3 separate regions of the Mus musculus genome follow, and regions 1 and 3 are each linked to region 2. Evidence: chromatin contacts called from ENCODE Hi-C or POLR2A ChIA-PET data. All regions are on one chromosome and are shown on one strand. Each heading gives the region's core, a stretch centred on a gene start or an enhancer-like site at or near the end of the contact. The rest is flanking DNA. Distances are from core to core; before and after follow the strand shown. Region 1 holds the start of Pias4 (protein inhibitor of activated STAT 4). Region 2 holds the start of Map2k2 (mitogen-activated protein kinase kinase 2). Region 3 holds the start of Thop1 (thimet oligopeptidase 1).

Evidence for each region. Hi-C counts contacts between places; a loop is a spot of excess contacts on that map. ChIA-PET counts read pairs that join two places held with the same protein, here RNA polymerase II (POLR2A).
Region 1: a loop to region 2 is called in a map of heart, with 3 times the contacts of the local background. The contact joins the promoter of Pias4 here to the promoter of Map2k2 in region 2. A Hi-C loop is called at or near these places in 5 of 37 maps with a recorded cell type or tissue (T-helper 2 cell, heart, mouse trophoblast stem cell and 1 more). POLR2A ChIA-PET finds 5 or more read pairs at or near these places in 4 of 5 experiments (Patski and embryonic stem cell).
Region 3: a loop to region 2 is called in a map of adrenal gland, with 1.8 times the contacts of the local background. The contact joins the promoter of Thop1 here to the promoter of Map2k2 in region 2. A Hi-C loop is called at or near these places in 2 of 37 maps with a recorded cell type or tissue (adrenal gland and v-Abl transformed pro-B cells). POLR2A ChIA-PET finds 5 or more read pairs at or near these places in 4 of 5 experiments (Patski and embryonic stem cell).

What each region holds. Positions count from the first base shown.
Region 1 is chr10:81,165,476-81,169,191 of GRCm38, forward strand. Pias4 (protein inhibitor of activated STAT 4) reads right to left here and starts at 2,245. Exons shown (of 11, transcript NM_021501.4): 1 at 2,210-2,245. The coding sequence starts at 2,236.
Region 2 is chr10:81,103,499-81,107,255 of GRCm38, forward strand. Map2k2 (mitogen-activated protein kinase kinase 2) reads left to right here and starts at 2,417. Exons shown (of 11, transcript NM_001347144.1): 1 at 2,417-2,740. The coding sequence starts at 2,649. It overlaps Mir5615-1 (microRNA 5615-1), which reads right to left and starts at 1,175; the gene lies at 1,116-1,175. It overlaps Mir5615-2 (microRNA 5615-2), which reads left to right and starts at 1,118; the gene lies at 1,118-1,177.
Region 3 is chr10:81,068,538-81,072,522 of GRCm38, forward strand. Thop1 (thimet oligopeptidase 1) reads left to right here and starts at 1,546. Exons shown (of 13, transcript NM_022653.4): 1 at 1,546-1,741. The coding sequence starts at 1,726.

The sequences.
Region 1 (3,716 bases), core at 995-3,494, 62 kb after region 2:
AAGTGGCTGTACTTAGCTGTGACACTAGCCTAGGCTCTTTAGAAAGCTGAGATGCCCAACACAGGGGCAAAGGACGAAGGCTTGGCCCCAAGCCTGCTGCAGGCACCATTCACCCACAGGATGATGGAGCATGGTCCATTCATCCACAAACACCACAATCTCGCTTCCTGGAAACCCCAGGATGCCTCAAAAGACAGAATCTCTGGCCTGTTGGGACAGATTGGAGGAAAGCTACCAGAAAAGTGGAGGTATTGCTATCATTCTTAAAACACTGTGAGGGGCCATGACAGGAGTCCTCTGGACCATTTCAGAGTTTCAAAGAAGAGTCAAGTTCACCTAACTAAGGTGGAGGTGGAGGTCTAGGGGGCAGAGAGTCAAGTAGAGGTCATCAGCTTTTATTTAAAGAATCTAGACCGCAAAGAAGCAATCGCAGCCCTTCTCACTGAGGGGGGATGAAGGTACAGAGTCTTTGGCCTCACCCCAATGTTCTAGGATGGTACAAGGGGGACTTCAAGGAGTAAAACTGTGTTCCAGCCGGGCGTGGTGGCCCACACCTTTAATCCTAGCACTTGGGAGGCAGAGGCAGGCGATTTTCTGAATTCAAGGCCAGCCTGGTCTACAGAGTGAGTTCCAGGACAGCCAGGGCTACACAGAGAAACTCTTTCTCAAAAAAACCAAATAAAAAACAAAAAAAACTCCTGCGTTCCAGATCATAGTTTACATATCTCCATCTCAAAGTTCTGTTTCCCAAGAGAAAACCACTATGTAAATGGTGTAGATTTGGGGTGAGTAAATGGTGAGAAAGAGGGGTACACTTTTTTTTTTTTTTTTTTTTTGGTTTTTCAGGACAGGGCTTCTCTGTGTAGCCCTGGCTGTCCTGGAACTCACTCTGTAGATCAGGCTGGCCTTAAACTCAGAAATCCGCCTGCCTCTGCCTCCCGAGCACTGGGATTAAAGGCGTACGCCACCACGCCCAGCTGCACTTTTTTTTTTAAATGATTTTTTGAAACAGGATTTCTCTGTGGAGCCCTGGCTGTCCAGGAACTCACTTTGTAGACCATGTTGGCTTTAAACTCACAGAGATTTGCCTCCCTCTGTCTCCAGACCCCTGGGATTAAAGGTGTGCCACCATGCCTGGTGAGGACGACACCTTTTAATCAGATCCTCTAGAATAACCCTAAGGGTCCCAGTGGGGAGGGAAGGACCATGTCACAAGGCAGGCAGAAAAACGGGGGGGGGGGGGGCAAGTCTGAATCTTATGGGTGGGAAGATGCTTGAGGGGGACTGAGGAACTCCAATAACTCTGGAGGGACAAGTGTGCTGGAACCTTGACAGGGAGACAGAGCAGAACTGGATGTAGGCTAAGCCAAGCTGTACTTCAAGAGGGTTTAATGGGGACTCAAGTCAGGTCAGAGCCCTGGTACCTTAATGCAGAAATGGGGGAACAAGTCTAAACAATGTTCCCCTGGACTCAGTCAAGGTGTCCTGTGAGGATCAATCTGAGGAACACATAACAAGGAGGTGGTGGGTCCAGTATGCCAGGCAGCAGAGAAACTCTACAAGGCGATTCACAGGTTAGAGATGGGTTAGAGTGAGACAGGATCACTGGAGGCTGAAGTGAAGAGGTACCCCAGAGCTGACAAGTGGGGAGCGGGACTCGAGGGCTGAGTCTCTAAAATGAACTTGGGCACTTATAGTTGGCCTGAGTCTGGAGTCAGAAGGTGTCAGTCTGAGCCCCGAGAATCAGAGGACTTGTGGCAATCCCTGTAGACCTTCCCCATGCAGGCCTGTGGGGGAGGAAAGAGGGGGGGCACCCGGACCTGAGTCCTACTCGTTGCCTTGGAAACCTGATGGCGAAGTCACTTTGCATTCCTTCGGCTTCCCAGACCACAGAAGGACCCCCAGTTATGTCCCAACAGAGCTAACCCAAAGGAGAGGACAGTGCCTGCACCGGGAAAGCTGTGTAGCCACACTGTGGGAACCCCTGCTAGGGTCAGTAGAGAAGTGACAGTAGACGGCGGGGACACCCCAGGAGGGAGCTGGCGACCCCGCCCCCGGTCTCCCCGCCCCCCGCCCGCAGGTTCAGCCCGCGTCCCAGTCGCACCCTCGCCGCCCGCGCCGCCACACCCCGCCCTCCCAGCTCCCTGCGAGGAGCGGTCCGTACTCCGCCACCCGCCTGTCCCGGCCGGAGCCACTCTCGCTCACTCACTTTGGCCTCCACCAGCTCTGCCGCCATCTTGGCCACTAGCGTCCCCCGCGCCGGGAGGCCCCAGCCGTCGCGTCACGTGAGGGCCCTCGACTAAAGGGCGGAGCCTGCGCGAGAGCCAGTAAAAGCGAGTGCTGGCTCCTTCCTCCACGCCCCCGCGTCTGAGAGGCGGGAGGATGCATCACGCGCACGCGCCTACAGGAACCCCGCCCGAGGATCTGACCAATCACAACGGACAATTGCCAAATCCCGCCCCCCACGGTTATTTTTCAAGGCGCTGGCCGCTACCACGCCCACTCTGGGGAGGAGTCTGCTGCTTAAAGAAATAGCAGCACTTCCCGCCGCCTCATTTCTCTTGCTTTAGAGAACCGCTAAATTTTTGTGTTTATTTAGTGTGTACATATGTGAAAGTCACAAAACAGTCTAGGAAATTAGGTTTTCTCCTTCCACTGTGTAGGTAGCAGGGATGAACCAGCTAGTGCCTGAACCATATACCCTTTGCCCTGCTCCCTCTCTTACTGGCCCCACCTTTTCTGTAGAGTACAGGCCGAACCCCCTGCCTCGTTTTCAAATTGGCTTGCGGTGGCAACAGTTGTGGGTTTTTAAAAATTGTTTTTGTTTTTTGAGACAGGTTCACCATGTAGCCCTGGCTCTGTGGAACTCGCTTTGTAGACCAGACTGGCCTCAAACTCACTGAAATCCTCCTGCCCCTGCTTCCGGAGAACTGAGATTAAAGATGAACATAACCAAGCCCTGCGTAGCCTTGCTTCTTTAGGGCACAGAAGCCCCTCTAGCTGCATTTTTCCTTCTTTATTTGTTGGCTCAAGGCTACGCCCACTTTTCTGTGGTCTGTTTTATTTATATACTGGGGGAGACACGCAATTTTTGATCGTCCAAAGACAATCTAAGGGGTTTGTATATTTCCACAATATGGATTCAGGGAATCGAACTCAGGTCATCAGGTTTAGAGACTAACGCGAATAGGTGTGGGTGCGCGCGTTCCAAGCCCCCTAGGTGGACATCAGAGGACAATTTGCTGGAATTGCTTTCTCCTTTAACCAGGTGTCACAAAATGAGTTCTGTGGATCGAACTCCTAATAGACTTCTGGGCGATCACCATTTCAGGGGCCCTCCTTGGCTTTCTAACTACCCACAAGCCCCACCCAACCCCCAAATTTTCGAAGCTTGCACTGGGGCCACGCTCACTTCTAGCCCCGCTCTGGGTTTTTAAGCGAGAACGGCACCGCCCCTTGCTTCCGTTTCATTGGGAGGACTGGACCGCGCCCACGTGGGGAGGGTGGTCTTAAAGGTGTATGTGCTTCCTGCTCTGGTGCATTTTATGGCTCATGTTTACGGTTGCATTTTGATGAAGAGAAGGGTTGGGGATGAACAGAATGCGGCCGGGCAGGTGTCCCTGTTCCCTTCGAGCGGCAGCTGGCAGGTGTAGGGCTCGCATGGCCCTGTAGTGATGGGGTGTGAGCCTAGTCGGCCCTGTGCAGTGCACATCTGG
Region 2 (3,757 bases), core at 1,167-3,666:
CCCAGGGCTTCCTGGAGCTCCACCCCTGGCCAGGCCCCTAGACCCTCACTGGGGGATTCTAGGCAGAGGCTCCACCTCTGGTCATGTCCCCAGCCTCTCACTGGGGATCCTAGGAGGCCCTGTATACTTTTGGCTGCTGCTGTTTTGGTATAGGGTTTCAGTACACAGCCCCACCTGGCCGTAACTGGTTATGTAGACAAAGTTGGCTTTGAATTCCTAGAGATCTTTCAGCCTTTACCGCCTGATCTGGGTCCTAAAGGCATGGGCCACCACACCTGCTGACTTGGGCTGAGACAGGTCTTTCTTGACCAGTGCTGCCCTTGTCTGCTCTCATGAAGACATGGCCTTTGAGCCCATGAAGTTCTTGCTTCTATTCCTCAATTCTCTGGGATGTGAGGGTCCTTCCTAGTTACAAGCTCAGATAAACCGTGACCATTGCACCCTGCCCACTGTGGGCAGAAGTCAAATCCCGAAACACAGGACATGCCCAGCGCAGAGGGGAATAACTCCACAGGTGTGCACTGCTGTAAAAGTTCCTGCAGTTGCACCTCGCAGACAGTGCGTTTATTATGTCCCATTGCGGGTCAATAAAGATTACATGGAGCTGAAGTGGAATAAGGGCATGTTCCCGGGGACTGCTGGAAAACAAGGCAGAGCTCGAGACCCCAGACATATCTGAAGTGCAAGCATCCAGTGAGCAGGGCAGGATACTCCTGACAAATGAACGGACAACTGGGATCGGCAAGAGGGTCAGCGGGCAGAGGAGCTTGCACCCAAGCCTGAGGCCCTGAGTTCAATCCTTTCTACAGAGTAGAAAGAGAGGGAAGGCCCCTGCCTAGATCTGCTCCATGTGCAGCTGGTGGACAAGGATTTTCGATTGGGAAACCGCTGTGGTGACATTTATGGTGTTTTGAGGCCCGGACTTCTGTCTGCAATGATGCATGAAGGCAGATGTAAACCAGGTCTCTCCCCAGCTTCTCCTTAGCAGCTGGCCTGGGAACAATCCACAGACTTATAAAACAGTAACTGAGCGGGGCAGGCTCCACTGGGCAGAACACTCACCTGGGTTCCACTACCAGCCGCAGAAAGTGGTCCCTTGTTGGGCTACACCCCAGTCCTTGGTTGTTTTCTGAGACAGAAAATGAGACTCTTTTCTGTCTCAGAAAACAACCAAGGACTGCTCTTCCAGAGGTGTTGAGTTTAATTCCCAGCAACCACATGGTGGCTCGCAACCATCTGTAATGAGATCAGATGACCTCTTCTAGTGTGTGTTTGAAGACAGCTACAGTGTACTCATACATAAATAAGTAAATAAACCTTAAAAAAATAAAATGGTTTGTTCTCACAAAATTGTAACAAAAAAATACATTCTCAAAGTCATTGAACTGAATAAAGGCTGTAGCCAGGTGAAAGCCTGCTTGCCTCCCTGGTGGGTTTCATCTTTACCATCTGAGAGGTAAAAAAACGCGGAGAACTTCCTTGTGAGATGCTGTCACTCAGAACAAACTTCATGGCCACCGTGGGCTGCAGAGCAAGACCCTGCAAGTCTGATTTCCATGTGCCTGCTCAAGAGCCCAGAGCAGGGGTTTTACTATGTATCTGTACACTCTGAATTCCAAGAGTGTGACCCTGGACAAAGAACCAGCCCTGAGTGGTATGTCTACACAATGGAATGCTATTTGGCCAGGAAAAGGACGAGAGCCCTGCCATCCAAACCATTGTGGATGGACCTTGAGGGCAAAGGAAAAACAAGCCAGACATAAGTGACCCTAACCACAAGAAGTGTTCGGATTCACACACTGAAATGGTGACCGTCAGGGATGGGGACCAAGGGAATTTATGTATTACCCATACCCGAGCTTCAATGAAGGGCCGTGAGAAAGGTCTGTAGGGCTATGGGATTGTTGCAGAACAGTAAAACACTAGGGGTTGGGACTGGAGGATTGCAGGGAGTGGAGGTGAAGCCTGGACAACACAGTAACTTCGAGAACAGTGTGGGTGGGGTACTGAGGCTCTGTCTCAAAATAAAAACAAAAACAAACAAGCAACAAAACAAACAGCAGGAAGTAGGGCTCAGTGGGTAGCGCTCTCGCCTATAGGACACGGGGCCGCAGCAAAGCAGGAAGCAGGTAAGGTAGCTCAGGCCTACGGTCCCAGCGGCCAAATCTAGGAAAATATATGAAACTAAACAAGTCTGAGTCGACTGATGCTGGCAGGTCTGTCTCCTCGCGGTCCTGCCGTGTGTAACCCCACCCGCGTTTGAGACGCACACGCAGCCGACCCCGGGAAGCTGATCGTACAGACAGACGACTGCACCGCCGCAAACATTAAACACAGCGTCCGCCTCTGCCCTTCTACAGTAGGCCGGGGAGCCACCTCGCGCATGCGCCTCGGTTGAGGGCGGGACCTCGCAGAAAAAGATCTCGCGAGAGCTCGGCCTGCGAGCTTGTGGCCGCCCCCTGTTCCCCGACCTCCCGGCTGCGCTGCAGCGTCAGCTTCACTCGGCCTCGGCGTCGGTCTGCTCGCCCCGGCGCTCCGGGCTCGTCCGCCTTCCACCTTCTGCCCGGCCTAGGCCGCAGCCCCGGGCCCGCGTCGCGCCGCCCCCTATGGGCCCCGGCTGAGGCGTCGCCGCTGGCCGTGGAGCCCCGATGCTGGCCCGGAGGAAGCCGGTGTTACCGGCACTCACTATCAACCCTACCATCGCCGAGGGCCCGTCCCCCACCAGCGAGGGCGCCTCTGAGTGAGTAGGCGGGGCGTGTGAGGACAGGGGCGGGCCTCGGCGTGAAGGGGGCGTGACCACAAGTGGGGGTGTGGTCTGAAGGGATAGCAGCGCCCGGGAGGACAGGGGCTGGTCCTGAGAATGGTGTGGATGGAGGTGAGAGGGGCGTGGAGTTCGAGGGCTGGAACAAAGCCTGGTTGGGGGTCCGGGCATGGAGGGGGTTGTGGGGGGGGGGGTGGAGGCAGGGCCAGTTGGGTGAGTCACGTGGTGTGTCAGCTTGGCCCGGGGAAAGGGGCGTGGTCTAAGGTGAGTGGCCTGTGAGCTTAGAGGGCCGTGGCCTTTGAGGACTAGAACAAAAGCCTGGTTGGGGTCGGGGCCAGAGCAGTGAGGCTGGTGGTCTTATCAGGTTGGCCAGATGGGAGAGGGGCGTGGCCCAAGGGGAGAGCCCTGAGTCCTGTGAGCGTAGAGGGGCGGGGCCTCGGCCGGAACTTGGCTTTAGAAAAGTTGGTCTGGAGAGTAGCAGTGCCTGAGGCAGGGTAGGGATGGGGACAAGGTGCAGGGATCTGAGAGAATGGCTTTGGGAAAATCTCTGCTGTTGAAGGGGAAACAGGGGGCAAAGGGGGCGGCGTGGGTACAAGAGGGGGGCAGGTCCTGCAGGTGTTGGGACCAAGAAAGGGGAGCTAGAGAGAGGTATGACTTGGAGTAAGGAGAGGGGCCTGAAGAGAGGCAGGGCAATTGGAGACCCAAGAAAGAAGACGTCCTGAAGGTGGCCAGGAGAATCAGGGGAGCAGTGAGGCTTTCCGGGTGTGTGTGTGTGAGGTGTGGTATGGTTAGAGGAACAGAGGCCGTGCGGGGTAGCCTAGCCTAGCGCTTAAGACTGGGTACCAGGTGAGTGGAGCAGTTGAAGGCATGACTTGTCTGAGGAGGCAAGGCTGGCCTTGCAGGGGCAGAGGGAAGGAACCTGTTGGAAGAAGCAAGGGGAGGTGCAGGGGAGAGCCTGGCTTGGGGAGTACATGGTGACCTAGTGGAAAGTGGACA
Region 3 (3,985 bases), core at 296-2,795, 36 kb before region 2:
AAGGGCACACGGAGACACGGAGCTCAGGAACCACGCAGGGAGCCCTCTCAGCAGAGGTGTTGCAGTTCCCAGGGGAGGATATCCCCGGCTGAGCTGAGGAGCTCAGGAGCCTTGTTTCCCCGCACCCCGCTCTCCCACCCCCCACCCTCTCTTCACCTCGCTTCTTCTTGGCTCTTCCGATGAGAAAGTCACACCAAGCAGAAAATCTCATGTAAGAGATTTATTGGTGGGTTCAGGGTGTGGAGAGATGAATCTTCCCTCTTCTCCTGGGAGTAAAACATTAGGGAATTAGACAAAGGGCGGGGCTTACATAGAATTTCTTAGGAGGCAGGGCTTTTCAGGGCAGAGATTTCCAGATTAACGATTGGTGGAATTTCAAGTCCTGAGCTTGAGGAGCTCAGGGATTGGTGGGTTTTCCTGTTCGGGGATTGGTGACTTTTTTCCCCCTCACCCTCTTTACCCTGCATCAGGCCCATGGGTTAGTGTGAAAGTCCTTCCAGGCCACAGCCAACTTTTGCTGAGGCGCCATCTCTGTGAGGCTGCTCAAGGAGGCTGGAGATGAGGTCCTATCACTGTGGGACAGTTCCTGTAGGACAGCTCCTGCAGGGGTGTTCTTGAGGGGCAACCTCTGTTGTGTTGGGAAAGGTGATACACTACTGTAGACAGTTCTTGTGACAGCTCCAGGCTGAGGAGATGTCATGGTGCCAACATTTTAACAGGAGCCGCCAACAGCTCCTAGGAGGCATCTTAACGTGCCACAGGCTGGTGCAGGAAGGAGGGGCCAGCCCTGGCTTTTGCAGTACACCGATTATCAACTACACTTGACCACAGAGCCATCTCTCATGTTTTTTCAGACAAGGTATATAGTCCAGGCTACTCCTGCAGGTTGCAGGTTGGGTCAGTTTTGTTTTACTTGGACTGAAATTGCAGGTATAAGTCAGCACACTCAGCTTACAAAAACAAAACAAACAAGCAAAAACCCGTGGCGGTTCTCACTTGCATTCCCAGAACCCAGGAAGCTGGGGCAGGAGGATTGCTACGAATTTGAGGCCTGTCAGCAAATTCAGACCAGCCTGGGCTACATGAAACTTTGTGTCAAAAAAAGGAAGGAAAGAAGGAAGAGAAGGTTGGAGGGAGGGAGAGAGAGAGAGAGAGAGAGAGAGGGAGGGAAGCCAGGCATGCTGGAGCACTCTGGTCATCTCAGAACTCAGAAGGTGGAGTCATGAGGAACTGGCTGAAGAACAAAAAGAAATGAATTGAACGAACAGACCAAGCACAAACGCACACAGCCTGTATAGAGTGAAATCCTCACAGAAAAGGCAAGGCAGAGAGGGTGTTAGGTTTCCATGGAAACAGCATCCTGGCGTTCCGAGGGTGCGTAAGGCTCCGCCTCACTCACCTATGACAGCCAATTGCGGGCTCCACTGTGTTCAGCGCATGCGCAAAATCGCACCACTGACAGGGCAAGCTCGGGATAATGTGGGCGGAACCGCGATGCACCGGCGCCAGACTGGTTGTTCCTGCGCATGCACACTCGCGTTGACCAGCTGCCTTCGCGCGCACGCGCCTTCCTAGCGTGCTCGGAGCTCGCGGGCGGCGGGCGCCTCAGTCTGAGAGCCACAGCAGAGGAACTGGCTCAGGTGAGGCGAGCTCCGAGGAGATCCGGACCGCACAGGCGTGAGGACCAGAGGAGGGCCGTCGCCGCCTCGCGCGCAGCCGACCGCCATGAAGCCCCCCGCAGGTACCGGTCGCCCCTCGCCCAGGCCCTCCCTTTCTCTCCTCCTTCGGGCAGATGGAACCTTTGGGATTCCCGACCCTGACCCCTTCGTCTGCAAAATGAATGAACTAACTTTCCCATGACTTCAACCTCTTGATAAACTGAATTTTAAAAGAATACTTTTCTCATGCTCCCTGCTATTCTAACTAGGGTAAGATGGACTGCCAACGGGGCGATGAGCAAAACCCACACATGGTGTAAAAGGCTCTAGTTCCTGGAAGGCTGCTGGAGACGGTGGCCTGGGAACCTCGGTGCCAGGACAGTGTGCTATCTAGCATCTAGAGAGGACCTAGTAATACTTCCAACTAGGTTCTTTTGTATTTTTAGGATTTGTTATTTTTAACTATTGTTTGTACGTCTGTGTGTGAGTACCTGCACATGTGTGTAGTATTCATGATGGCTAGAAAAATGTGGCCCATCCTCTGCTCCTGGAGTCAGTTACAGGTGGTTGAGAGCTAGCTGCCTTTCAGGGGTGCTGGGAACCAAACGCAGCAAGCACGCTTGATCACAGAGCTCCCTCTCCAGCCTCTTGAGTCAGCAACACAGGGGCTTAGGCTATGGTCACCCCACTTTGGCAGGGCTGGTTGGGAGACCCATCTTTCTCTTGCCAGGTCTGCTGTGTATGTGTGTGGGGCATCCCATATGGTGGAGCTACCAGGCAGGGATTCCCGTCAGTTGTAGACATGACTGTGACCCAAAAAGATGAAGACTTGTTTGGATTTTTTTTTAAACATTATTTAGTGTGCTTGTGGAGGTCAGAGGACAGCTTGCGGGAATCAGTTCTCTCCTTCCACCTAGTCAGTTGTGGGGATTGAACCTAGATCGTCTGCGTTGGCAGCAATCACCTCCAGCTGCTTAGTCATCTTGGGTCCCCTGGACTTGCTTAATCCAGAGAAGGAAACAGAGCCAGTGCCAGCCTCTCTTCCCAAGTGTGGGAGACCGAGACTAGGAGGATCCCACCTCCAGAAATTGCAAGGGTAGCCTGGACAATCTGGCAAGATCCTATCTTAACCCATGAACAGAGGACTAGGGAAACAGCCCAAAGGGCCCTGTGTGTGACCTTCCTGTATCTGAGAGCGGCCTTGGGGGGGGGGGGTGGCGTCTGGAGCTCACACCCATACATTTTCTCATGCCTGCAGATAATCCCCCCAGTCATGATCAGGATCATGGGAACAGGAATAATTGGAATTACTTGCACCTCAGGAACTTGAGGTGCCCTGAAATGGAGGCAGTAATCCAGATGTTTGCAGAAAGATGCTGCAATCCTAGTTCTCCAGATCTTTGCACTCTGTGTTCTCATGGCTGGCTCTGCCCCTACTTGTAATACAAAGCCCTTCGTTTCGCATGTGCGCGTGTCTGTGTGGGGAGGGGGTATCTTCCTCAGTGGCTGCCCATCCTCCTTATTTTTGCTTTTCTCTGTGTAGCCCTGGCTGTCCTGGAGCTCACTCTGCAGACCAGGCTGGCCTTGAACTCACAGAGATTCTCCTGCCTCTGCCTCCCAGTACTGGGGTTAAAGGTGTGCACCACCATCACCCAACCATGGCTTTTCATTTGAGACAGCATCCCGTGTACCCCAGGTTGGCCTCATACTTAATACGTGTGGCTGTGGGTGACCCTGAACTCTTTCTCCTCCTCCCCGCTCAGTTTCCTAAGTGCTAGGATGGTAGGCAGCCCCACCACGCCTGATTTGTATGCTGTGGTGATGGAATGAGAGCACCATGCATACTAGGCACGTGTGCTGCCCACTGAGCCACAGCTTCAGTCCGAATTTTTGTTTTCTTTGGCTTGAACGTGCTTGCCCTGTGTTCTCCATTTAGACCACAAATGTGAAATCCTCTTGCTCTGGCCTCCTGAGCACTGAAAACAAGCTCCCATTACTCCTATTCAGTCCATGTCCTGGTGGCAGCCCCTTTTCTTTTCCTTGCCAGCCCATCTTCAGGGCCTGCGTTGATGTCTGCTAAAGGCTTGAGAGCACTATGAAAGTCTGCTCTCTCTGTGGGGATGAGCTGTCCCACCCTCATTCTACATGGCTGTCAATTATACAGCCATTCTGCATGGGACGAGGAGCGAGATGGCCCTGCCTGGCTGCCTTGCATGCCAGTGTCGAACAAGTGTTGCTGGGGCTGTGGGATCAGTGCCAGCAGCTGCTAGTGCCACTGCACCTGTCCGTGAGCTGCTCCCATCCTGGTTATCCCAGAATGTCGCTTG